7 separate regions of the Homo sapiens genome follow, and regions 1, 2, 3, 5, 6 and 7 are each linked to region 4. The links are chromatin loops, found by intact Hi-C in ENCODE. Cell type or tissue: PC-3. All regions are shown on one strand.

Region 1 (4,000 bases), 110 kb after region 4:
CATTATCACCTAGAGGGTCCTCATTCAGTTTGCTTTAATAGACTTGTCATCTGTATCAATCCAAGTCCAGGGAATTGGCTGTTTATTTTTTTCCCTAATTTAACATTTGCATGTCGATAGAAATTTGAGTGCTTGATTTTCTCTATTTAGTGTATATCAATTAATGTCCAATTATAATCTTTTCCTTTTACCAGTACAAAGCTTGTTATTACCAGTACAAAGCTTGTGGAGTTTGGTACTTTCTTTGCACTGTGATATGTCTTTACATAATAAATCCTAGAACAGTACCTATGTAAGTTTTTGCAGGTTTTATTCTTTCAGCTTTTGCTATTAAAACCTGCATATATGTAGATATTATTGTTCTGTTGGTTGTGACCTGGCTCTGTGTTCCTGCCCTTGAAGACTTGTGAATGAGTCATTTTTCTTCTATAACAATTGTGTTTGACTTAAAAAAGAAAATCTTGGCTCAGATGTCTGATTCTGACATGAATTACTTTTTGCTGCAGATTCTTTTTGCTACAGATTCTGTTTTCCCCAGATTCTTCCCTGACTCTGACCACCATGGCTCTTTTAGGTATGAGGTCAATTTACTACCTATGACCTTCGCTTCTTCCCTACCTATGATTAGCCACTATGCAGACTTGGCATAAAGAATCTCAGAAGTCCTCCCTAGTACATCAATTTCTAGGACTTTCCTTTTGCCTATGCAGACAGCTTTACTCTGATTCCTTTCTAACCTATGCTGTTAATTGCAAGATAAGCATACCCAAATTAAGGACTTGTAACACACAGTCAACTTCTCCCTGAGTTAAGGAAGGAATGCTCCTTGAAAACGAAGAGAGAAAGCTCTGCTCCCCACCCCTCCCACATTCTCTTTAGAAGGGAGCAAGAGAGGTTTCAGGGACTTATTTCTAAGTGCAACACTTAAGTTTGGCCTGTGAGGGGTAAATAGTCCATTATCAGGAAAAAAAAAGTCTTACCATTACATAGTCAAAAACATAGACAAATACAGAATTTGTTGCATCAAACTTTACTTTTTTCCAAGGAATCAGCCATCAGTCCATACACATCATATGGGCATCAGGGGCCTCCTTCTCCTTCCTTTTCCCCCTTTTTTTCCAAAGTCTTGTTCACATTTTTGCATCTTTCCAGAGCTCTGCTTCTTAGTCAATAAGTTTGTGATCTTCCTTCTAGATGCATCTGAATGGCAGCAGCAGGCCCTGAGCTCATTAGCCTTTGCATGTTATCTGCATCCTTTCAGGTGCTTGAACTTTCTCTCTGTCTCTTTCTCTATCTTAGGAATTCTTACCACCTCTTGTGGTCTGAGTTATTATACTTTATTATACTAACAGATTCTCTGTCTTTTTTGGGTCTCACCAATAGCTTCCTCCTGAGAAGGCGACTATGTGAGGAAGAAAAGTGGCAGGTGAAAAAGGGTAAAGAAGCTCCATATTGTCACATAAGTATTCATAGTACCTCTTTGAAAAGACTCCAGAGTTTCTTGTGCAGATAGTAGAGAGGGCAAGAAGAAGACTTAACACTTCTGGTTGCTTTTATTCTTGTAGGAAAAGCGGAGTGAGTGCCTAAAGTAGAGAGAAAAAGCAGCTGCTTGCTGTCACCACTGGGGCTTGGTCAGGGCTGCCTCCTGCAGGTCCTTCATGGACTTGGTGAATGTGTATCCTTTTGACACTTAGGTTTGTGAAGGTAGAAACAAGACAAGCTTTTCTCTCTATGACTTCTTGGGAATGGAGGAAAGAGGACAATTTTGGGCAAGACATTTGATACTTTATATAGAAAGTCGTTATAACACTTTTTCCTTTTTTTTTTTCTACTGGAAGTTCCTACCCTAGGATAAGACTCTTTCCACCAATTTCTTTCTTTCTTTCTTTCTTTCTTTCTTTCTTTCTTTCTTTCTTTCTTTCTTTCTTTCTTTCTTTCTTTTTCTCTTTCTTTCCTTTTTTCTTTCTTTCTCCTTCTTTCTTTCTCTCTCTTTCCTTTGTTTTTTTTTTTTTGACAGAGTCTCACTCTTTCACCTAGGATGGAGTGTGCAATGGCATGGTCTTGGCTCACTGCAATCTCAGCTTTCCAGGTTCAAGAGATTCTCCTGCCTCAGCCTCCCAAGTAGCTGGGATTACAGGCACGTGCCACCATGCCCGGCTAATTTTCATATTTTTTAGTAGAGACGAGGTTTCACCATGTTGGCCAGGCTGGTCTTGAACTCCTGACCTCAAATGATCTGCCCGCCTCAGCCTCCCAAAGTACTGGGATTACAGGCATGAGACACCTTGCCTGGCCTCCACCAATTTCTTATCCACACCACAGACCCTTCCCCTTGGAGAAGCATGTGACCTGTAATGCATCTTTTTTTCTTTTCTTTTCTTTTCTTTTTTTTTTGAGACAGGGTTTCCCTCTGTTGCCCAGGCTGGAGTGCAGTGGTGTGATCATAGCTCACTGCAGCCTCCACCTCCCTGGCTGAAGTAATTCTCCCACCTCAGCCTCCCGGGTAGCTGGGTCTACAGGCATACGCCACCATGCCTGTCTCATTTTTTGTATTTTTTGTAGAGACAGGGTTTCGCCATGTTGCCCAGGCTGGTCCTGAACACATGGGCTCAAGCAATCTGCCTGACTTGGCCTTCCAAAGTGCTGCGATGACAGGCGTGAGCCACTGTGCTTGGCCAGACCTCTAATATATCTTAGTGCAATTATTCAGTGCAGTAACTTCGGGATCCTTTTCTTTACAGCCAGCGAAAGCAGTTTCCCAGGTTTGTGCACAAGCATTATTTTTGAGAGTGGTTCATCAATTTATTAAAATAATTTATGTTTTAACTATGTTGTGATAGGAATGGCCTGATTTGGCTGTATTAGGAACTGTGACCAATAGTTGATATTTGCAAGATGACATCAGTTACATGTGCTTTTTTTCAAGATACTTCTGTCAAATGATTAGTTCACAGGTTCTACATCTGTTTTGAGCTTAGGAGGTAGTAAGTTTCGTAATGTTTATTGTTTTCTAATGCATGTTTTTTGTCAAAGTTTTACAAAATTTTTGGTTAAATTTATTATGTGACATTGGAGATTGAGTTAGTACTTCTGCTTTTTGGTCTGATTTTCAGGTAGTTACTCTAAAGATATGGCTAGTTCTACATCTAAAACAAAAAAAGAAAATTTTACATTTTCTTACAGGAGTATTAGAAGCAACACCCTTTTGTATCAGGGGTTGATCATTAGGGGATGGAGATGGGCCTCTATTGGAAGGAGTTTATGCTGTACATTTACTCAAGAAGGTAGTAGACAGATGAATGAAAGGTCCTAATCACCAATATTTGCTGAATAGGTTCTAGGGAATTATTACCTTAACTTCCAGCACATATACACACACAGGCTTCAAGCTGTAGCTGAATTTTGGTAGCATCTCTTCTCATCCTCTCTCCTTTTCAAGTTAGTCTGACAGTTTCTTCTTTCTAATATTTTATATAAAAACATTTCTGGTGAGGGACAGGCTAGAAGCCTAGGGTATTTCCACAAATCAAGATTTTTTCCCCCATAGCTCTAGCTTCTTCCACATCCTGTTAGATTCCCGGTTATAACATACCAAAGCTAAATTAATTAATTAGTGTTTAGAGCAGTTTTAGGTTCACAGCAAAATTGAGATGTATAGAGATTTCCCATATACCCCCTTGCCCTAACACATGCATAGCTTCCCCCATTATCAACATTCCCCACTGAAGTGGTATATTTGTTACAACTGATGAAACTACATTGACAGTTAAGGAAAAATAAAAAGCAGTAACTTATTTTAAAGATCATCTTGATTTCCAGTACACTCTTCATTTGATATCACTTAGGCTAATACCTTAATCAATTCTCAATCTCCGTGTATACCCTCTTGGAATGGTGTGCCCACCAACCCTAGCACAGGAGGAGCAATAGGGCTGTAGCGACTCACTCATGTATTAACTTACTATATCTGTACAGGCAAATCAATCCAATTGCATGGTGA
Region 2 (4,000 bases), 120 kb after region 4:
CACTGCTATTAAATAAAAATTTTGTGCAGTCTAAAGAACCGGGCAGATGTTAAAAACCCTTGTGGTCCCCACCAGCTGGGGGGTTCCTCTGTTTGTTATTTCCCGGCTGCTTGGCACGTTCCTGTGACATAAAACAAACCCCCATTATAAAGGATTATATGATGAGTCAACAAGCATGTGAAAGATAGCAACCAAATGGTGACTCCCAATTACATGAAAAATTACTATAATCACCCCTGCTGTAACACCCGTCTGTTGGCAAAGTGGTTGATCCCCTTGAAAAGCATTAAAAAAAGGCCTAGTGTATTAAATAAAAATCTCAGTTCTGTGTGTAATCATAAAAATTAACACTGTCACTTTAAAAAAAAACTAATTAGTGTCCTAAAGGGAAACCTACTAGGCTATGTAAAGTAGCTATTATGAAAATGTTTAGCCTTTTGAATGTATTTCAGACAGCGTTTGTGTTGCCAGATTTGTCAGCCAAAAATTCACTAAGCAGATTTGTCAGGGGCTGAGGCCATAATCTGTAAAACAGACATTGGCATAGAGATTAAAGATCAAGAGAATTATATAGGTTTTGTTACCATATGCCAAGATTTCTTTTTAAAAGTAAGTTTATTTTGTGTGGGCTGTAACCAGAAGCAAGCACTATCTTTGTTTGGTATTTAAAACAGTAGCATTTCCTGCCGAGGAAGGAACAAAACAGTTTCATTCACACACTTGGGGTGCGGTGGTGGTGGTGGTGGGGCGGGGCGGGGAGGGTGTGTGTGTGCAAGATGCTTCTGACATTTCTTCTGTAGTTTCTTTCCTCTCTTTCTACAGTGTAAGCCTCATGTATGAGTCATGGATGAAAAATCAACGACAGAAGAGCCCTTGGGTCCACAGTCACACTTTTCCCGGGGACTGTAGGAGCTGCCTGGGACACCCTCTCCTTTCAGAAGATGTGTCCCTAACTTGGAGGGTGCCCATATTACAGTCAGGCTTCCCATGTCTAGCCACAGATGACATATTCATGTCTATCAGGCTCCTCTTAAAGAATTTTATGCTTAGAAACATCAGTGACCCAAAACGGGCTGGGTGCAGAACTTCTTTGGCAGCTTGGCCACATGGCTCTGAGGAAGTCATGAAATCACTTTGAACAATGCATTCCTTAAATAAGAATGTGAATTAGGTGGTCTCTCAGGACCCTTGGCCTCTAAAGTTGTATGATTCTGTGAAGGTCAGACCTTGCATAAATTCCAGTACAACCCTCTCAGATGCAGCAAGAAAAAGTAGTTTATATTGCCATAATATATGCTGCAAAATTTAATAGAATGATGGACCGCTTCCTGAAAACAGTTGAGCAAAAGCGTTATGCTACAAAAAACTATATATGATGGTTTCCTTAGAACTGTGGTCAGTATTGGGGCAGATTTGGGTAATTACAACAGCCAAACATAGTAATGACATTCTGAGACATTTATACTTTTGAGATGACAGTGGATAAAACTCATTGTAATACTTCATAATTTTAGTAATATTTTAACACAGAAGCCTAGTCCACAGATATCCTGGGACACACACCTATGCACACACACAATTTATTTACCTAGATGGAAAGGAAGTCACATATAATTTGTATGGGAACTTTCAAAGGCGCTTACACTAAAGCTTTTCTAAGCCACTTTTAAATTATATCTTCATTACACAAATGGAATATTGCTCAAAGAACCGCTGACTGAGAGAAGTGGCAAGCAGTCTTCCCAGACTTTATTCAGTATTCACATCCAATCACATGGGTAAACATAAATACATCACAATGCTTATTCAAACACTCACAAGTTATCTATAGAAGACAAACTACCATATATTCTCCGAAACAGATTTTTCTTCCATTTCCCTTTTTCATTTTGCATCTAGTGTATTGACTGAAATTCATCTGGTTTTTTGTTTTTTCTTTTCTTGAAGCAAATTATAGGCCCCTCCTGGCTCCACCTATAATTTTTCACATTTTCTTGAGACAAACTACAACACATTGACACGAAGTTACTGGCAAACAGAAATTCTAGAAAGTATCCAAAAGGGGTTAGGAGTCTGACACTTGGCCTCCTGACCTGAGGGGAAAGTAGATTTCCGTCGAGGCTGCAGTCTTGGGACTTCCGCCTTGAGGAGCCAATCTTGGCCCTCATGTTCCGGATAGCAGGAAAGGAAGGGATATACCTGCGAGTGGTTTTTGTGCTAGTACAGACACTAGGGGGTGTCCAAGGACCAAATGTATTCCTCCTTCCCTTCAGCCTTGTCTTAGGTCCAGCTAACTTAAAAAGTGCAGGAGCTAAGGGAAAATCCATCCAATTAATTCCTGTCTTGTGCCGAAATAAATAATGTGGGGTCAGTTTCATCATCAGGCCCCGATTCCCTTGGATCTCTGGCAGCCTTTGTAATCTCAGGGTTCAGAGCTGGCACCATCCCGTATTTAAGCTACAGGTGATGAGAATGAGGTGCTCTGTTATCAAATGCTTTTTACTTCTGTGTGTGTCAGAATTTACTTGTTGTTGAAAAGAGGTCACCAATTTTCCTTTTCTTTAGTGTTTCAGTTTAGGTCTGTTCACACTAAACTATGAAGGGCGGGGGGGAATTGTAAGAAGGCAGATTTCTGCCTTCTCATTCTTGTGGGGTCCCATTTGCTTTTTATTGTGGATTATTTGTTAATTATTACTTATTAGAAAACATTGGCCCTTGCTACTGTAGACATCTTCAGGCCTTTGGGCATGGGTCTCTTTATGAATACCTATTACTTCTTAATTATGATGGTTTAATAAGATACGTCTTTCATTTTCATCTCCTATCTCTCTTCCCCTATGATTCTTCTCCTTTTGCTATTGGTCCCTGAGGGCATGTTACTGGCTCCTTTTTCTTTATTGCTCCCATCTTCCCTTTGCCCCTCCTGGTAAATTAAAAAAATAAATAGAATGCATTTTAAGGATGACAACAGTAATAATAAAGCCAGGAATTGCTTTCCAGCTAAATGCACTGATTGGAAGTCCTATTGAAAATAGCATAAACCTAATTGAAGTAGTCAACCCCTCCCATATAGGTCATGCTATGCTCTATTAAAATGAAGGTAAAACAAAGCTTGTGACATTTCTGCATTTCCCAGACTGACTTTTCCTAAGACATATCGATAGTATTGACAATAGTATTGCATTGTGCTCCCTAGTGACCCAGCCTGTCATCTTGTGGTCCTGGATAATTCTTTCTTAATGAAACCTTATTGTGTCCTTTACCTATAACAATCAACAGAAAAATAATTATGTTTCAACATATAGAAATAAAAAATTTGAAATAAATCAAAATTGTAGCAATTAACTAACCAGTAACACTGATCATTTGGATAATGTGGATGTTCAGTACCCGCCAATTGTGGCCTGTTAAAGATGCAAATACGTTTTCTAAATTTATGAAAATACACAAGTTGCTAAAGAAATGTCTGATGTGAAATTATCAGGAGAGTTGGGATTATATATAAGGAGTTATTATTTGATTTCATTTTGAATAATTTAAGTAGTCTGTCTTCAAGAGTCATTATTTGGTCCTAAGCTTTATTACTGAAGTTTCTTATATTCCATGGAACTGACTATCAGATTTGATGGCAAAGCACTAGCAGCTGGGAAACTGCTCTTTCTCTCCCCTCTCATTTCCCAAACAATGTTTGCACTGATTAATACTATGCAACAAGACATGACGCAGAGATTGTGTTGGCATTGTGTTCTGATGACCCCACACATTGTGTGCGCTCTGTGGTTCCTTTTGCTGTTCATAGTTATATGGGTTTATCAGAAATTACATGTCAGGCTCCCGATGAGTGTAATTGTATACTGATTGTGTATAGTTTTTTAAACCTCATTATTAGCCTTGTATGCAAACCAAATAAAAGGAAAGTTTAAAAAAGGAGAAAGAAAATAGCCTCCACTGGACGTCATGTCAGAGCCCAGGTGTTTGAGCCTGGATGCAGGGGGGAAAC
Region 3 (4,000 bases), 230 kb after region 4:
ATATGTACATTTTAAAACTTTTTGCATGCATGGCTAAATTGCCTTCTAGAAATGTACCAGTTTACATTCCCAATATCAGTATTCCAGAGGCCAGTTTCCTTCCCTACCTTTCAATATTAGGTGTTAGAATAAAAATATTCCAATCCAAAAGATAAAAAAGACCTTGCATTATTGTTTTAATTTGAATTTCTTTTATTTCTAATGGTGTTACATGAGTTTCTTATGTTTATTTATATTAGTAGTTCTTTGTAAATTGTCTACTTTGTCCAGTTTCTATGAAGACGCTTGCTGTTTTCGTATTATAAAAACTGTATGCCGTATGTATATACACACACTGTTATATATGGAATACATATATAACTATATGTATATTATAGTTATATATGACATATATATGTATGTGTGTATATATGTGTGTATAGATATATGCACACACAGTTGTATATGTGTGTGTGTATATATATATACGCACAGTTATATCTATATATGAGAAATGTATGGTATATATATGTGTGTGTATATATATGCCATACATTTATATATATGTGTATATACATACATGGCATATATATGTATATATATATGAAGTTTATCAAACTGAAGTAAAAAACTCATCCATTTTTTCTGTTATGTTATACTTTTGACGTCATGCATTTCAAATTTTTTCTGTCCCAGGATGGAACACCCTCTAGTGCCATTGTAGTTTATTTTCTTTTTGTAAGCCCTGTAATTAAATTTGATGTGTGGTGTGAGGTAGGGATTATTTGTCAGTTTAATATTTTGTTTAAACTACAATTTTTCTATCTACTTCCATACCTGAGGGAGTTGGCATGCAACAGACTGAAAATGCTAGAAAGAAGCAACTTTACAGGTTCATATCTGATTGACCCAATAAAGATCACAGTGTTTCTGCACCATTATTATTCTGTCTAAAAACAGAATTAAAGGTAATGGCAGTTGCCTCCAGCATCCAGGCATATGAATGCATGTGTATGTTTATGTGGATGTGTGTAGATATATGTGAGCATGAAAGAGAGTATGCCTATAAGATGATAATGAGGAATCTGAGAATCATTTTTAATATTAACTATGATCTTATTAGCTACAATTTTTTCAAGACTTGAGAATTTTTCTTTGTTGACAATACTTGCATCTTTAATCAGTAATCATGCTAGATCAAAAAGTACTAGACTACAGTATTTTAACTGCAGCAGTATGTATTTATGTACAAGGGAAGAATATATCCATGGACAAGATACTGCCTCTAATTCATGGACATATTCTGCCACTGAGCAAATCTTGTTACCAGTGACTATGTTGACTTGGAAAGGTTATGACACACATCCCTAAGCACAGTGCTGTTTGTGACCCTATTGTAATTTTTACTATATTTATGTACCCCCATAGGAAATGTCTTCCATTTATTTTTTACAAAATGATAAGTTATTGGGTATAAGAAAGTGCAGTGACTAAGATAAATCTTACCCTATATAGTCTTATTTTTTTCCACTCATCTTAAGAATCCTCATCACGCTCATCATCAATTTTTCATCACTAAATATGGGACAAGAAGCAATGACCTGAAATTTCAAGTGAGCCATATTAAGAATTATGATTTTCATAACTGCCAGAAGTAAACAGGCTTAGTATTTTGTCAATATGTTTTATATATTTACCAATTCGTTTTAGATTGCTGTCTTTTTTTTTTTTTTGAGATTTTTTTTTTCAGAGTTATCTTGAAGTTTATTTTTAGTGTGGCAGAATTCCTTATTAATATTTGTGGGTTTTCATTATGCATTGCACTGTTTTACACTTGAAATTTTTAGGAGATATGGCTTAGCATTTTACGTTTTATCAAGCTCCTCAGGATATTGATATAGCTATTCAGTTTCAGAGGAACTAGACTATTGCATTTGGCTTTAGAATTGGTATATTCAGAGAGATTTTCTCATGAAATGTAAGAAGATAGGTTAAAGTGCCTAGCACAGAGCCAGGCACAGAGTAGGCATTGTACAAATGTGCATTACTTATTTTATCCGAGTATTAAGGGTAATTAGCAAACTGATGTGGACTTGGTCTGTTCCACATTTGTGGCTGTTTTTAAGGAAGCTTCCATTTAAATCCATACATTTTACAGTGTATGTTTTGTATTACTAATCTCTATGAGCTTAACATTTGGAGGACAGTGTTTATTGACTTTTTAGTGTGAACAGCTCATCATTTTGTTAAAGACTGAATATTCTGAACATTCCAGGAACATAAATATCCAAAAGTACTACTTGCATTAGCTAACAGAACTGCCATATATTTGCACAGCTGTTAAATGGTTGTTTTAAAATTTTAAAAAATACTTCAGGTGTATGCAATTATTCAAATTATGTAAATATTCAGAGGTTTATACCAAAATAAGAAGATGCCACCTTGTGGTACAAAAAAAAAGATTTTTAAGTACATTTGTAATATGTGGTTGACAAATCTTTGGAATAACATGTGGTTGACAAACCTATTTGAGTAAATAGGAAAAGCCGCTAAAATACTCATGCTCATGGCCAAGTGTTTTATTTTTATTTATTTTTATTACTTTTGAGATGGAGTTTCTCTCTTGTCACCCAGGCTGGAGCACAGTGGTGTGATCTCGGCTCACTGCAACCTCTGCTTCCCTGGTTCAAGCTATTCTCCTGCCTCAGCCTCCTGAGTAGCTGGGATAACAGGCACCTGCCACCATGCCCAATTAATTTTTGTATATTTGTATTTTTTTTTTTTTTTTTTTTGTAAAATTGGAGTTTCACCATGTTGGCCAGGCTGGTCTCAAACTCTTGACCTTAGGTGATCTGCCTGCCTCGGCCTCCCAAGGTGCTGGGATTACAGGCATGAGCCACTGTGCCTGGGCACTAAATGTTTTAATTCAGCAACTATGTCACAAATAGAAAGATCACAAGGGGAAAATTATGTGGGAGTGTTTTGTTTTATGAAAGCAGGGGTCTATTCAGTAGTATACAGTTGTTACAAAGGTATTACAAGGGAACATTTCAAAGATGTTTAATGGAATATAATAAACTCACAACATGTATTTTAAAATTAAGATCATGGTGTATTTTCAAGAACGATTGCTACATTTTGTTCCTTTAGGTAAAGAGTAAAATTTTATTATGATTTCACTTTAATGAACATAATTTAAGACAATCTTTTACTTGGATAATGTCTATATATATTAAGATGATGTTTTGTTAAAAAGATAAAGATTACTTGAAATGAATTATGAACTATAGCATACACCTAGATGATGAGTAGATTTCTTACATCAGATTATGTTGGAACTTCTGAGAATGAGTCAATCTTGGAAATCATGTAGTTTGATATTTTATCTTTTATTGGCATGTAAACTGAGGCATAGAGATGTTAAATGACTCGCCCAGGAACCCCCACTCCTCAGCAGTTTCCTTCCTTTATCCTGTGCTGCTTCTTCTTCCCCAAACTACATTTGAATTGGCCTCTTGTATTGAGAATCTTTGTTTTCCAGAAAAAGAATAGATGAGAATCCATTTCTCCCCTCTGAACTTTTCATTAAATGTTTATTCTGTTGCATTTCTCCATAAGCATTTTTATATTGCCATTTTCTCCTCTTATTAGAATACTTAATATAGTTCCAAATAGTACCTAATTGAAAACAGTTTATCATATCCCTTTTTATTTATTAGTATAATAGTATCCCTGCAATCTGGTGGCAGGAAAGTACTGCACTATTTTATTGTAATTTATCCCATTTTAAATGTTCATTTGGGTCTATGAAATTGCATAATACTTTTAATACTTTATAGAAATACACTTTCAGAGTATGTGTTGGAAAAAACGCCTCAAATATCAGAATTGGCTTTGAAATTTTGCAGAAATAATATTGGGGGATATTCCAAATCCAAACTTAAATGAATGAATCGGCCTATCATTTCAAAGATTTTGAAAGGGTGGGCACCTGTATATGTACCAAGGAAATAAAAGATCA
Region 4 (4,000 bases):
TATGTTTTTTAGACCTCATAAAATTGCAGTGGAGCATAAAAATGAAAACTGTATTTGTGTCTTTTATGTATTATTTAAGTATAGTAGAATTAAAATACTGTAGAATATTCTCTGGTTTATACCTAATGATAACATGTTGGGGCATATTCGTGTAGGCTATATATAATGATAACATATGCATTTGTGTGTTTTTTGTGGGAATTACAGTTGCTTTCTTGACCTTTTAAGGGTCCTCATGGGTTAAGGATTCATACCATACATTTTATGGCTCAGCTTCTGAATTTATTCTAAAGTTAAATACAAGATCAATGCAACTAAATGAAACTTCTATCCGTAATGACTACTAAATAGCAAGGCTCAATCAAGCAAGTTAGAATCTGTCATTTAGTGATATTGGACCACATATTCTTAGTTACAAAACATAGTATAGGAGAAACCTTTGATCCTATTTGTTAGGTATTATTTTGTAAAATATTTGACAGCTTAAAGTAAGTGAGTGCTTGAGTTTCAGAGAACTGTTGTAGAAAAGTTAATCTTCACATCTCTTAAAATTTATTTTCATTTCACATTTGAGCTGTAGACCCCTGACAAGTCTCAGCAATACTGTGGACAAAGTTACTTAAACCAGGGGCTTTCAAATTTCTTTAAATGCAACTCCTGATAAGAAATATTTAATGTTAGTACCCAGTATGCACATACATATATACCAAACTTTTACAAAACCATACATACTCTTATGAAATGTAATATACTCTGATATCTGTTCTTTTGTATTCTATTCCATTGTGTAAAAATGCTGGTTGTAACTCACCAAATTGATTTCATGATCTACAAATAGGTCACATCTGCAATTTGAAAAACACTGAACACTGATTTAGAGAATGCTTTTTTCTTTTCTTTTTTTTTTGCTGGAGTATGCAGGATTTCCTTACTTTATACTAGGTAGACAAAATCTGGTTACATTTGAGATGAAATGTTTTATTGGTGGATCATATTTGTATAATCTAACAAAAATGACTCATTATTCATGAGTCCAGAAATATATTAAAATATTATAAATTTTTCTCATATATGTCTAGTTTTACAGATCTTGAAATAGAGCATCCTAGTATATATTATTCTAGAGTTGTGGTTATTATTGAAACTGTAGAAATTATTTAATGGGAGCTATGCAGAGTGATAAATCAGATACTCAGAATGTCCTGCTTGAGAAGGGATTTATTTCATGGGTATTGTTGATATTCCCAGTGCACATTTGGAATCAGACAAGAAAAAAAGGAAATAGTAACCAGAAATGATAACTGGTCTGAAAGAGCATTTCATCTTCTTTGTATGGTAAGAAAGTCCTTGAATAATAAAATATAATAGGGTATTAAAATGTATCTAAATTTTAATGAGTGAATTAACTTGACACTTAAGATCTGAAATGAAAAAGTCACCATTAATTTGTAAATAAAGTTAAATATTTTAAAAATTATTGTTTTACTCTCCTTTCCATTATATATGTTAATGTTCACGAAAATACAGTATGCTAAGATTTTTTTTTCAGAAGCCATGCCTCTGATTGTGTAATGGAAGTTCTAAAATTGGTAAATATTCACTAAACAAATATCTAAAATCTATACTGACTGCTAGTCTCTATCTCGTCAATACTTTACATTTGGTGACCAGGGAGAATGGAAGGAGTTTCTTCAAGTATTCCTCAGTGATCTCTGTAATGTTCATGACTCTGAATAGGCTCTGTGGGTAGAATATCTTCATACCACAGCTAGTTTATATTTGTCAATTAGTCATAATGTCAAATACATGTCATGACAAATCTTTTGAGTTTCAAAAAACATCCGCTCTGCTGTTGTTTCACCCATTTCTTCTCCTGCATTTCTTCCCTTAGAGTTCAGCTCTCCATATATCCAGCCTCTCAAGCTCCTAACTCCCTCCCTGTCCTTCATTCTTCTTCATTCTTCCTCTCTTCATTCTTCCTGACTAGTCAATGCCACATCTTTTATGGTCTATTTCCTAAATATATCTTGAACTTGCCCCTTGTTTCCTTTCCGACTGCCATTTCCTACGTTCAGACCCTCATGATTTCCTCCCTGGATTCCTCTAAGCCTCTGGAGTGATCCTCCTGCCTCCAGCCTACTGCTATCACTTTTGTCTTCCCCACAGCTATTGGGGCAGTTCTAAAAATGAGATCATGATCATGGCGCCCTCTGCTGAGGATTCCCTTTCCCTTTGTTTTCTCTGACCAGCTTTGCTCATCCTTCACAACGTGGAAACAGCGCCTCCTCCCATAGGCCTTCCCTGCCTCCCTGCGTCCCCATAGCACGCTGAGTGGGCCTAGTAGTACCTTGAGCATAGCTCTATTAGGGCACTGTCAAACTATTTTACTGCGTGTTTGTATCTCTTCCTCATTAAATTTTAACTTCTTAAAGGTAATGACCTTATCTCTTTGGCAGGAAATATTAAGTACCCAATAAATATTTGTGGAATGATTAGATGGCAGAACCACTGTCTGAAAACATTAACCTCCAATTCAGGCTGGTATTTTTCAATTAGATTTGTCATAAGTTGAACTTGATCTTTTCAATGGTTACTAGAGAAAATAGAAATAGGGAATGGAGAAATAGGAGACACAACTTAGAAAGATGAAAATTTCCCTTCTAATTACAGAGTTGATCAGGAATTTTGTGGTTCTAGAATCCAAACTGTAAAACTACTGCTTCCATCGCAAAGATTCATTGCTACTGTAATGATTTCTTTAAAAACATTATATATTAAAGAAAGGTATTGAAATCTACTCCCTTCCTGAATGTTTTATAAGTATTTATAAATTATTTCCACATTGCACATAGCAGCTTTTTCTCAAACTCTATACCCAATTTGGATGTTGCAGTTTTAAAATGTAGACCACTTATTTAAAAAGAACATTTCTTTAGCTATATTCTGCAACTATGTATGGACATTATCCATACATGGGTAATTTGTTTTTTTCTGAAGGAATTTTCCTCTTGCTCTTTTGAAGTTTTGGAAGTTTGTGATTTAATAGCAAATGATTGCATAACTTTTCTGTTGTAATGTCGAGTACGTATGTGTTGGAGAAGTTATTTATTTTATATGCATTTGTTGTTTTCTTTTTTATTATTATACTGGAATTTGAAGACAGAGAGAGATTTCTTCCCTGCAGTGTTAACTACAGAAAGGGCTAGCATTATGGAATGTCACTTGACTGGCTCTTATAATGATAAATATTTCCATGACAAAACCTACTGTGAACCTGTCTGTATGCTACAGAAATTTCTCTCTCCCTTGGCTACTACTTTACTTCAAGAAGAACATAGAGAAAATATAATAGATTACTTCTAAACACTCATCAAAAATTAAATAAAACACAGGTAAAATAAAGGCTATCTTTCCCTTTATATTATTCTGCTATCAGTTCTGCAGTATGTAGATTTTATTCATTTTTTTTTTTTGCCCTTATTCAAAGTTGATGCTCTTGGTGGTGCTATTGTCCATTTATAAATACGCCTTGAAATTCAGGGTGTGTGCCAAAGATATTGATAAGCTAGATTCTTTGTCTAGTGACCATTCATTTATTTATTCATTAAAAATATTGAGTACCCATTGGACATGCAAAAATGAACACAAATTCTGGCCTCAAGTAGTGCAGAGTCTAGAAGTGGCAATAAGACATGTACATAATATGACAAAAGTAAAAAAGTGATATGAAACTCTAACCGCTTCTTACCGGCTCCAGTGCTTGCATGAAGTGTGTGAGTCACTATCATCTCTTGCTTACATAACTACAGGGCCTACTAATTGGTCCCCCTACTCCTACTTCTCACACACCCCAGCACTCTCAACACAGCAGCCAGAAGCTCCTTTTAAATTAAAAGTCAGATGATGTCACTCCTCAGCTTCAGAACTCTGTAATAGCACTCATTTCACTGCCATGATATGTCCCTTCAAACCCCCACACCAATGGCCTCTGACCTTATTT
Region 5 (4,000 bases), 70 kb after region 4:
GTGCCTAATAAGTCCCATTAATTCATCATGTTCCAAACTGAATTCAGATTTTTCTACCCTGCCCACCAAACCTGCATCTTCCACACATTAGTTAAAGGCAGCTCCATTCTTGCATTTGCTTAGGTCAGACACTGTGCAGTGATCTTAACTCACTCCACTCTGTTTTTTCTCTCAGCCTACACCCAATCCATAGTAAGACCTGGCAGCACTAGCTCCAGTTTACATCCCAAATATGACTGCTTCTCACTGCCTTACTTCTACCTATCTGGTCTATGCCACCCTTATTTTTTTGTCTGGATTGTTGTAAGAGCTTTCTAATTTGTCTCCCTGCCTTTGCTCTTCTCTCTATCCTCTTAGATGCTACTCTTAACCTAGCAAACAGGATGATCTCATTAAAAAGGAAATTGCATCATTTTACTTCTATACTCAAAGCTGTCCCAAAACTTTCAGTCTTATTGGAGTAAAATCAAACTCCTTGTTGTGGCCACGTGACCCACCATATGACCCTCCATGATCTTGCCGCTTCCACCTCACTGACCTCACCTTCTTCCACTCTTCCCTCTTGCCCAACCTGCTGTAGCTACAATGGTGCTGAGGCTGGCTCTCAGTAACCAAACCCAATTCCACTTCAGATCTTTAAATGCTCTAACCAGAGAGATCTGTATCATCTTGCTTGTTTATGTAAGGTTCTTTCTTCCCTGACTACCGAATTTAAAAGAGTAATAGCCTACATATAATCACTTTCTCTTTTACACCAGCTTTATTATTCTTGATGTGACTTCTCACCATCTGACATATCATTTAGGACAAACCACATGAAATTGTAGATAATGACTATTTTTGACCGACAAAAACTGCCAGTGCCTAGGGTAGTCAGGGAAGCCAGTTCGTATTTCTTGTTTGTTTGTAAGCTCTGTGAGAGAAGAGATTTTTCCTGTTTTGTTCACTGTTATAGCCCCAGCTAAAAGATATAGTGCTTGGTACATAATAAATACTCATAAATATCTATAGAATGAACTACATGAATGAGTCAGCAATATTTATAAGGTATCTACAATGTGCTATTCTTGTTTCAATCCCTGTATCCACTCTCTTTTCTGTTTTATTTCTCTTTATAAAAATGAGTCACAGGCTGGGTGTGGTGGCTCATGCCTGTAATCACAGCACTTTGGGAGGCCGAGGCAGGTGGATCACCTGAGGTTAGGAGTTTGAAACCAGCCTGGCCAACATGGCGAAACCTCGTCTTTACTAAAAATACAAAAATTAGATAGGCTTGGTGGTGGGAGCTTGTAATCCCAGCTACTTGAGAAGCTGAGGCAGGAGAATTGCTTGAACCCAGGAGACAGAGGTTGCAGTGAGCTGAGATCACACCATTCCACTCCAGCCTGGGCGACAAGAGCAAAACTCCATCTCAAAAAAAAAAAAAAAAAAAAGAGTCACCACATTTTTCAATGAGTAACTAAATTAATATGCAGTTCGGGTGATTCAAGGGAACACAGTAACTATTTGAAAAAATAATGTAATAGAAATTTATATCTAATACATTATATCTAAGTATATGCATATATCTTTATTTTACTAATTATGCTTTACTGGGACCACTAATAGAATTGTACTGAGACCACTGATAGAGCTTTTTTTTTTTTTTTTTTCAATGTCCTGAACACATTTTATCTGAAAGTGTGTGATACGCATGCTGGCAGGGCAAAAGTAGGATGTCATTAAACTGTTGCTTTAAAGAAGTGACAAAATGTTACTTCTTTCCAAATAAAACAGGATAAAATTTGAAAAGAAAGGCTTTGGGATCATGAAAAGTATGAGTATGGGGAACAAAATACCTTCTTTTAATTTTGCAGCAATGAATACGCTTTGAAAACTGAAATTCGTTAGAAAGTACTAGAAATGGTTTAGCAATAGAGTTCAGCCACAAAACTTAAGTCTGAGACTATGGCATGGGACACATTTTCACCAGTCATAATTTTAGCCAAGTATAGAGAGATGTGATTAGGAATACTCAAATACAATCTGGGGGAAAATAACCAGGAATCACATTTTAAAAAAACATGAAAATTGTGATGTCCTGCAAGACACTTAAAACTGCAACATCCGTTCTCTGAACAAGTTAACTGAGGCAAACTGAGAAGGCAGTATATATCCAGGAGCACAGCACACATTGGGCGGAAGATCTGGGATGAGAGCCCAAAAGTCCCATTTTCCTGTCTCATACTTTTGTATTCAAAATATTGCAATCTGTTACCTAGAAGAAGATTAGTGTGTAGAACTGAATGCTTTAATTTTACTGCAGGAAAAAGTAATGTAGAAAGAGCATAGGCTGTGATGGATATAAAATGTGTCTAAACACAGATATCTTTGGTTAATTAGTAAAATGGCAAAGACACTTCGAAAAACAAGAGAGGCACATAAATCTCTTTCATAAGTGTTAAATATTTCAATATTCACTCATATGAAAATCTTTTAATGGAGCTCTCACATATTTGTAGAAATAATTAACATTATATTTGAAGCATCAATTTTTTTGCCACTGAGCTAACATAACTTTTTATCATTATATCTTTGAATACTGTATTACTTATCTGATCTAGAACATTTCACATAAAAGAAAGCTAAAGTTAGCAAAAGAACAGTTCATAAAAATATGTGGTATCTGTGAAAACAGATATGATTAAAATAGTATGTGCTGTTTAAATGAATTAGAAGTCATCTTGGAAAGCCCAATGAAGTCTCCTCATCACACAGAGGCAGTTAGGAAGGCAAATAGGACTCCAGGGTGCATTAAAAAAGGGAGAAAATAATATGGAAATATTAAGTTGATGTGATATCAAATAATGATATACTTTCATCCAGAATACCGAGTCTAATTTCAGTCAGTGCACCTTAAGACATGTCAAGCAGAGAATGAAAATATCAGAGGAATGTGGAAAAAGGAGTAAATTGGGGATTAATTCACAGAAAGATAATTTATTTCTCCCAAATAAGTTTTAATAAGCAGGAAGTCACTTTTTTTTTTCAAAACATCACAATAAAGGACATTGGGCGACTGATATTTATAATAAAATAATTAGCAACTTAATGTATTAGCTGAAGTTTGGAACGATACACTTAAAACTAGTTATCTGGATTGGTCAGAAAAGCGTTGCAGATTTAAAAGATCTGAATGGGAACATCAGTGATGGAAGCAGAACTTCTAGGCTAGTGGTCTTATTCTTTTCCAGGTTGTGTATTTACCCTGGGCCTTGGTCCCAATCAACATGTAACATTTATTGTAAGTTTATGTGCATTTATGGTGACACAAAAGTGTAAAATAAGGTCTCTCATCCTTTTTTCCTAATTAACAAAATAAATTGCATTATGTGTTTTCTCAGTATAGAAAGAGAACATACATATTACCAGAAAGGAATTCCAGGCTGGAACATGTAGATTATATAAAAGCCTTTTTCACTACCAAGGAAACTTTGTGCCTATTACCTAGAAATAATGGCTGAGCTCACTATTGTGAAGTCTGGGGCTTCCTCTAAGAAAAGAAATGAAATTATTTTCTTTTTCTTTTAATATACTTGTCATTTTATAAAATGTTGGATTTATGTACTTTAACTTGGCATATAAATTTTATCTCATTTATCCTCATGTGCTTCTTAAAATGATTAACATTATCTTCATTTCAGAAATGAAGAAACAGAGTTTATAGTTGAAAGAATGAAAAGGAACGAGGATTCAATTCTAGGCCTTTCACTATGAGTCTATTTTTCAGGATTCACAATGATATTATTTTTTATAATACAAGTGACAATGAGGAAAAAAACGTGACTCTCATGGAACACTGCATGGAATCTGGGACTTTCTTTATCTTTATTTATTTTTTACATACTCAAATAGGAAAAGATTAGTCCCATAAACCTAGCACTAATTTTAACTTCCTCTTGAAATATTCATATTTCAAGAAATTGAAATTACTCATTACTAGAAATTGGACTTTGTAAAT
Region 6 (4,000 bases), 540 kb before region 4:
CTAACGCGGCGAAACCCCGTCTCTACTAAAAATACAAAAAATTAGCCGGGCGTGGTCGCAGGCGCCTGTAGTACCAGCTACTTGGGAGGCTGAGGCAGGAGAATGGCGTGAACCCGGGAGGCGGAGCTTGCAGTGAGGTGAGATCGCACCACTGCACTCCAGCCTGGGCAACACAGCAAGACTCTGTCTCAAAAAAAAAAAAAAAAAAAAAAAAGGAAATATTAAAAGTAAGTTTTTTTCAATAATGATTTTTTTTATTTTCCAAAGAGTATCACGGAGTTCACTTTTCTCATTAAAAAATAATAATATGCATGTAGTGTTTGACATTTCCCTTGTGAGCTGCAAAATCTAGAAATCAGGGGACATTGCTGAAACATCTGTTATTTCACATTTTCCATTGAATGACTTCCATGATCAGATGGACAAAAGACAATTACTACCATGCTTTTAGTCATTAGAGGTATTACAGTTTCTAGTAGTTGGCTTTTTGATGTTTCTACTGTCTCTTGGTATAGGTATATCCAAAGTGGAACAGAGGTGATAAGTTATCTTAGTCTGCCTGGTGCACCAACTGGTATCATATTGGCCTGAAATATTTTTCTGTATGTCATAAAGCTCTTGGAATTAAGAGATTCTTTGCATGCAAAGTAAAACACAATCTATTGAGTTGTAACTCTGATGAAAAATTTTGCTAAAATCTGAGACACATTATTTGTCAAATAAGATTTTGTGTTCTATGCCATATCAAAGAAACATGTTGACAAATGAAGAGTTAAGTAAATTACACATGAGATAAGTGTTTGTCTTGATTTGCTTGGGGGTATTGTGTATGTGTGTTTGTTTTTCTTTGTTTCAGTTTGTTTCTCTGGTTTGTTGTTTTTCTTATTATGTCATGCCAAACAGTAAATTTGATAGATTAATTTTTTTTATCATGGTAGTGACCTAATTAGACAGGTTGTTTTATTTGCAGTTGTTTAGCACACAGTCACATAGACACAGCCTAAATCAAGACTTTACATATTAAAAAAGTTAGAAATTTTAAAGAAACACTACACAAAACTGGGTAGAAATTGGAGAGTTCATAAATAATCTACTCTGACTTCTGATTCCAAATCCACTTCCAAATTTTTGTTAGAGTTTTATGACATATTCTGTTAAAAAAAAAAAAAGACAAAAAGGTGTAAGAAACACTCATTACGTGGCTTAAAAATGAACATTGAAATCACTCTGCTGATTCTGTTTTCCACAGGCAGTCACAACAATACCTCCATCTCACATACCCTTCTTAAATGTGACTTGGACACTATTCCCATGAAGAAATGGTCTGTGTTTCCTACCTTAAAAATGGGCTGGCTTTGTGACTATTTTGACTAACAGTGTATGGCAGAAATGATGTTATTGACTTTTTGTGTCTAGGTCATTAATGACCAAGAAGCTTCTGCTTTGTTGGCTAAAATACTTGTTCCTGAAAGCTTGCAAGAAGTCTGACTGCATTGAGGCCACCATGCTGTAAGGCAGACTAAACCCACCCAAAAGAAGAAGCTGCATGGAGAGGCCATGAGGCTACACAAAGAGTGAGAGATGATGGCAGCCTCCAGCTGCTTCGACCTCCCATCCTCCAGCTCTAGCACTAGCTGTAGCAAACAACTGGCCACAACACTAGGAAAGACCACCCAGCTCAGACCATTCCCAAATTCCAACCCACAGGAATCCATGAGAAGTCATAAAACAACGGTTATGTTTATAACCCCAAAGATTTGGGAGATCATTTATAGATCATTCATTTATTAAGCAAATGTTTACTGAATGTCCAGTCTGTGCTGGGCAATATCCTAAGTACAAAATCCTGCAAGGATTTTTTTTTCTCAAAGGAGTTTAATCCCTCTATCCTCTCTGCTTCCATGGCTCTTTAGATTGGTAATATAGCATTTATTTATTTTGTCCATATTGGTAATACAGCATTTATTCTTTGGTCCATATTGGTAATACAGCATATTTTTCCATATTCTATAAGTTGTATACATGTTTGATTATACAATTCTAAATTCAGGATCTGATTCTGAATTAATTTTATTTGCCTCTATAGTGTTCCTAGTGTACGTAAGTGTTGATATATAGCACCTATCTGGATAAAAAAAATTGATGCAGGAAAATTAATACCATTAGCCCCCATGATACAAATTAAACTAATATTCTTGAGACATAATTTATTTAAAATAGCTGAAGTCTTCAACTGAAGGAAAGGAAATACTTTTTAAAAAACATTTGAATATGTGATTATTCCTTACAGCAGTCAAAAGAGAAAGAAATAAGTACTTCTCAAAGATTCTAGTAATTAGTAAACAAGCCACGAGGTACTTAAAATTACCTTAAACCAGTTTTATTTTGTCAAATAGTCTGTTACTACAGCTATAGATAATTTTGTTCTAAGTGTAGCTTAAAACTAAAATGTGCCCTGGATAAGATAAAAAGTAGTGTCTGGGCGTCCTCATTACAATCTTCCTTCCTACCACTAGTCTATGCTGTTGCACTAAGTACTGAATGCTTGTTCAGTGTCCATAGGAATGTGGGGAAGATCACTTTTGTCTAAGATTTGTTACTCAGATGGGAAAAAGTCAAATGCCTTATTTTTTCCCCAAAATAGAAGCAGGCAATTTATAAACAATTCTGTTCACGAAAAAATGTATTCTGAATTCATAAATTTAAGTTATATGTTTTAACTATGTCAATTAGAAAAGGAAAATATTATGGGGGTGGGGCCTCCCTTTCTAATTTTGAAAAGAAGGAATCTAATCGTCATAGTTAAGCACTCTTACTTACAATGTTGAGTTTTTGTTAATTTCTCCTGGTCCTCTGCCTCACTTTGATCTGCATTTAATGAGTTACAAATCCTGTGAATTTTACCTCAGCGCTGTTTTTTCCACCTAGCCCATTTTCTCCCCTTTGTATTAACACAGTTTAAAACCTCAATGTCTATAAACTGCACAGTGCAGGCAAACATGTATTGAGGTCTTATCTGTGTGATGTCTTATGCTAAGGGCTTCACATATGTACACTGTTTAAATCTTACACAAATATGATGAAATAAATTCTAAAAGTTTTCCTGTTTTACAGATGAGAAAAGCCATGGAGGACTTTTTTTATTATTATTTTTATTTTTTTGAGACAGAGTCTTGCTGTGTCACCCAGGCTGGAGTGCAGTGGCGCGATCTCGGCTCACTGCAACCTCCACCTCCCAGGTTCAAGCGATTATCCTGCCTCAGCCTCCCAAGTAGCTGGGACTACAGGTGCCCACCACCACGTGCGGCTAATTTTTTTTTGTATTTTTAGTAGAGACGGGATTTCACTATGTTGACCAGGCTGGTCTTGAACTCCTGACCTCGTGATCCTCCCGCCTCTGCCTCCCAAAGTGCTGGGATTATAGGCGTGAGCCACTGCACCCAGCTGAGGACTTTTAGAACTAAGTAATTCACCCAAGGTGATAGTCAGTAGTGGTGGAACCAGCATGCAAATTAGACAATGTGACTTCATAGCCTAGTATTCTACTCTACTTCTGTAACTTATGGCTGGAAGGGACTTTAAAATTCCATCTACTCCATGTTTAATGCTTCATTCTCCCTTAACATTTGCAAAGTTGTCACTAGCCTATGTTGGAACATCTCCAATGACTGTCACAATAGTCTTCTATCTCTCAACTCCAACTCACCCTATGCTCTGCCAGATTCATTGTTTTCAAAAAGCTTTTTGTCATAATCTCCCTCAGCTCAAATAAACAACTAGCATTTCCAAACAGAGCAACTACAACCACTTCAAACATCCTAAACTCCCTCCAACCCTGGCTATTCACACGCTTCAGTTCACAACTTCCATCCAGAATCCTACTTCTCTGATTGTCCTCATGGGGAAAGTATGCTATTTCCTTCATCCTACAAGATGCTTCTCACTGACTCTATCCATATTCTTCTCATCCTTCAAGAGCCAAGTCAAATCTCTCTGCTTC
Region 7 (4,000 bases), 730 kb before region 4:
CATGCAAAAGAATGAGGTTGGACCCGTACCTTACTCCATATACAAAATTAATTCAAAATGGATTAAAGACATGTAAAGAGATGTAACAGTTAAAACTATAAAACTGTTAAAAGAAAACATAAGATAAAAACTTCATGACACTGGATTTGGCAAAGATCTTGGATATGATACCAAAAGGCAGCAAAAGCAAACAGAGATAAATTGCACTTCATCAAAATCTAAAAATTCTGCACATCTAACAACATCTATCTTTCTATAGCTACTATCAACAGAGTATAAAAGGCAACATATGGAATAAAATATTTGCAAATCATATTCTAATAAGGGTTCAATATCCAGAATATATGAACAACTCATAGAACTCAACAACAACCCAATTTAAAAACAGTTAAAGGACTTGAATAGACTTTTCTCACAAGAAGATATATAGTTGGCCACTAAGAACATAAAAAGATGTTTAATATCACTAACCATTAGGGAAATGTACATCAAAAGCACAGTAAGCTATCCCTTCACATTCATTAAGATGACTATTTTTTTAAAAAATTAGAAAATAATAAGTGGCAAGGATGTGGAGAAATTACTGCCCTTAAGCATTGCTTGTGGGAGTATGAAATGCTGTAACTACCACAGAAAACAGTATGGCAGTTCTATGTTTAAAAAACTAAGCATGGAATTACCATATGATCCAGCTATTTCATTTCTGGGTATGTACGCAAAAGAACTAAAATCAGGGAAGCAAACAGATATTTGTGCATCAGTGTTCACAGCAACACTATTCATCATACTGAAAATCTGGAAACATCCCAACATCCATGGATCAGTGAATAAATAAATGTGTTATATAGATACAATGGAGTATTATACACCCTTAAAAAGAATGACATTCTGACACATGCTATAAGGATGAGCCTTGAAGACATTATGCTAAATGAAATAATCCAGACACAAAAAGACAAATATTGTATGGTTCCACTTATATAAGGTACCTAAAGTAGTCAAATTCATAGAAACAGACAATACAACGGTAGTTGCCAGGGCTGGAGGGAGAGGAGAATGGGTGTTATTTTTTAATGGGTACAGAGTTTCAGCTTGGAAAGATGAAAGATTTTTGGACATGGATGTTGGTGATTCTTGCACAACAATGTCAATGTGTGTAATGCCTCTAAACTTTACACTTAAAAATTGCTAAAATTGTAAATTTTAAGTTATGTATATTTTACCACAATTTAAAAATACTAAAGTGCTTGAGGTCAAGGTTTATGTCTTTTTCTCCATATGTCAAAAGTTGGCCACACATTGGAGCCTCCAGAGTCAGATGCACCACATTTAAAACCCAGTTTTTTCACTTACCGGCTATTTGACTATTACTAACCTTTAAAGATTATTATTTGCATATCTATGAAGTGACAGTTAGAATAATACCTACCTGTGACTTGACATGAAGAATAAATGTGTAATGCTTAAAAATGTTTAGTATAATGCTGACAAATTGTAGTCACTAAAGAATTAACCACTATTACTCCTGTCTTAGAAAATCTGACACAGTGCTCACTTCTGAGGCCACCTGCATTTCTGGACACGGTCTTGGCCTTGATTCTCTGTCTATAAAGTGGGAACTATGTAGTTTGCATCGCAGAGCTGCTATGATGAGATTATGTGAAAGTGCTTATAAATTACAGGACTATATAGAAATAAGCTATCTCACAGCAGAGAATAACAAAATACATTAGAAACTAAAGCAAAAAAATGGGAAGGAAGGAAGGAAGGAAGGAAGGAAGAAGGAAGGAAGGAAGGAAGGAAGGAAAGAAAGAAAGAAAGAAAGAAAGAAAGAAAGAAAGAAAGAAAGAAAGAAAGAAAGAAAGAAAGGAAAGAAACTACTTGCCACGAGAACAATTTTCAATGCTGACTTTACATGTAAAAACACTTCAAAAGAAGATATTCAGAAACCTCCAAAACTAGAATTACAATATCCAGGTTTCTCAGATATAAAAAGATTGATTACACACAAAAAAAGAATATTTTATGGTGGCATTCGAACACATGAAAAATAACCCAAATACCTATCATTCTAGAACCATTGCTCATACCACACTTTATGACTAAAGAAAAACTACCCTCCGCATAGGCTCTGGTCTCATCGCATACTCAGTCTCAATGGGATTTCCTTAAGAGTCAAAACCCCGACAATTGCATGAAGCCGGAAGCTCAGCAATCTTCTGAGGGCATCTATCTTGTTTTCTAAGAAGCATTTTGGAGGTTTTTCTTTACCTGGAGAAAGCACTGGCTAGAGCTATCTGTAAGTGCACTTCTTCTCTTGAACAGCAGAGGGTACTCCAACTCCGCGAGAGACAGACCATCTCAGCCCCTCAGTCCGCTGTGTCTTCCTGGCCTCGTCAAGACATGAACCCCAGACCAAAACAGTTCCGTTTCCACAAAATATTCCACTGAAAACCTATTACTATTCCGTGGGAATTATCGGCACATTCCAAAGGAGTAAATGGAGCCGTGGCAAAGGGAAAGGGTGGAGTCCCACCACACTGCAGGCTGCCTTAGGCCTGACCAGTTCCTCTCATACCTCTTACATTCTAAAGAGAGTTAAAAAATGTCTGTGGCAGAAATTGTGAAGGATTAACGAATACCTCCCATAGCCCCTAACTCCAAAGCAGAGTTACTGAGGAATATTAAGTTACAGCCACACAGCGTCAAACTGGCACCTGGCTGAGCTGTCCCACCATCTTAATAAAAGTCCCACAAGCAGAGGGAATAGGATGGGAAGACTCTTACCTAGCACGCTGTCAGGAAAAGTTTAGGAAACACAAAACAAAGCAGTGACTCTACCAGCCTGACCAAAATAAAGTCATCTTACTTTAAATGTGAATGTGCCTAGAAATTTCTGAGGCTAATTCATATTGTGCAAATGATGCTGCCTTCTAACGTGACACTGAAAGAATTGCAAAACATTCTCTAAATATAACAAACAGAAAAAACTTTCATGCCTTCTGCTCTTTTCTTCCTGATGCCATTATTCAGGTAGTTATTCAAATGGCCCTAATTTAATTAAGGGAAAAGCAGATAAAACTTTTTCTTTTTTTCTTTAATACAACATTCCCTTCACTCCATTCGTATGGCTTAGGAGTTCGGGTAATTCTCTGTAAGGTCATCCAAGGAAGACTTCTTTTCCTTTTTTCTATTCTCCCTGGCTGCTCCCTTTCCCTATCCCATTTTTGTCATCTTATCCCCTTCAGCCAACACAATATGCATTCTTTCCAGATCAGCCAAGCATTACAAGCAAATAACCACTCGCTGGGTGCGGTGGCTCACGCCTGTAATCCCAGCACTTTGGGAGGCCGAGGCAGGTGGATCAACTGAGGTCAGGTGTTCGAGACCAGCCTGGCCAACATGGTGAAACCCTGTCTCTACTAAAAATACAAAAAATTAGCCAGGAGTGGTGGCAGACGCCTGTAGTCCCAGCTACTTGGGAGGCTGAGGCAGGAGAACCGCTTGAACCTGGGAGGCAGAAGTTGCAGTGAGCCAAGATTGACCCATTGTACTCCAGCCTGGATGACAAGAGTGAAACTCCATCTAAAAAAAAAAAAAGATAACCATTCAAATATGAATCTATATTAACTAATATATCATGAAGTCACCTTGCCTTTGTGGTTTTGGCAAAATTCTGGTGAAATTTCTAATGAAGGAAACTCATTGTAATATCCTTCAGGCAATTTAACAAGCTTCAGAAAATGGGGCATATATAGAATATACAATAGATTCTTAGGTCATTCTAGGCACTGTACCTTAGGTGCCTTGGTAGTAGTTACTAGGCCCTTTTATGGGCTTTATGAAGATAGAGAATCAGGTTCAAATTCTGTCTCTGGTGGTTGTTTTAACCTGTGTGACCTGAAGTACTTAACCTCTTTGATCTTCCATATTCCCAGATATAAAAATAAAGAGAAGGACAATCTAGGGCTATTAAAAGGATTCACATTTCATAATCATG

What was found. Peaks named below come from ENCODE experiments on the same cell type or tissue, not always from the same donor. Only the 100,000 strongest peaks of a DNase experiment are listed, where the experiment ranks them.
Region 1: it touches region 4 in a loop (4-fold over the local background); 7 of 110 quality-filtered maps call a loop at or near these places.
Region 2: it touches region 4 in a loop (6-fold over the local background); 3 of 110 quality-filtered maps call a loop at or near these places.
Region 3: a loop joins it to region 4, with 10 times the contacts of the local background. A loop is called at or near these places in 4 of 110 quality-filtered maps.
Region 5: it touches region 4 in a loop (2.2-fold over the local background); 2 of 110 quality-filtered maps call a loop at or near these places.
Region 6: it touches region 4 in a loop (13-fold over the local background); 62 of 110 quality-filtered maps call a loop at or near these places.
Region 7: it touches region 4 in a loop (14-fold over the local background); 12 of 110 quality-filtered maps call a loop at or near these places.

Annotation. Positions count from the first base shown.
Region 1 is chr2:58,552,496-58,556,495 of GRCh38, forward strand. All of the region lies in intron 1 of LINC01122 (long intergenic non-protein coding RNA 1122), which reads left to right. Among named protein-coding and RNA genes, the nearest start is that of LINC01122, 34 kb to the left of the region's middle. RefSeq lists enhancers at 1,948-2,448, 2,449-2,949. In PC-3, a CTCF peak has its summit at 1,643 (motif pointing left); no DNase peak of the experiment used is centred here.
Region 2 is chr2:58,569,201-58,573,200 of GRCh38, forward strand. The region is part of intron 1 of LINC01122 (long intergenic non-protein coding RNA 1122); the gene reads left to right. Among named protein-coding and RNA genes, the nearest start is that of LINC01122, 50 kb to the left of the region's middle. RefSeq lists an enhancer at 3,394-4,000. In PC-3, a CTCF peak has its summit at 2,227 (motif pointing right); DNase peaks (open chromatin) are centred at 841 and 2,221; H3K27ac peaks cover 257 bases.
Region 3 is chr2:58,678,714-58,682,713 of GRCh38, forward strand. All of the region lies in intron 2 of LINC01122 (long intergenic non-protein coding RNA 1122), which reads left to right. Among named protein-coding and RNA genes, the nearest start is that of LINC01122, 160 kb to the left of the region's middle. In PC-3, a CTCF peak has its summit at 2,405 (motif pointing left); no DNase peak of the experiment used is centred here.
Region 4 is chr2:58,445,992-58,449,991 of GRCh38, forward strand. No RefSeq gene overlaps it. Among named protein-coding and RNA genes, the nearest start is that of LINC01122, 73 kb to the right of the region's middle. In PC-3, CTCF peaks have their summits at 2,257 (motif pointing left), 2,458 and 3,509; DNase peaks (open chromatin) are centred at 1,870 and 2,230; H3K4me3 peaks cover 386 bases; H3K27ac peaks cover 802 bases.
Region 5 is chr2:58,515,883-58,519,882 of GRCh38, forward strand. No RefSeq gene overlaps it. Among named protein-coding and RNA genes, the nearest start is that of LINC01122, 2.9 kb to the right of the region's middle. In PC-3, no CTCF peak of the experiment used is centred here; no DNase peak of the experiment used is centred here; H3K4me3 peaks cover 381 bases; H3K27ac peaks cover 1,257 bases.
Region 6 is chr2:57,903,814-57,907,813 of GRCh38, forward strand. It overlaps a transcript of VRK2 not described here. Among named protein-coding and RNA genes, the nearest start is that of VRK2, 140 kb to the right of the region's middle. In PC-3, CTCF peaks have their summits at 2,500 and 2,699; a DNase peak (open chromatin) is centred at 2,518.
Region 7 is chr2:57,718,678-57,722,677 of GRCh38, forward strand. LOC105374697 (a long non-coding RNA gene) reads left to right here and starts at 2,223. Exons shown (of 3, transcript XR_940111.3): 1 at 2,223-2,299. In PC-3, CTCF peaks have their summits at 2,330 (motif pointing right) and 2,544; a DNase peak (open chromatin) is centred at 2,254; H3K4me3 peaks cover 987 bases.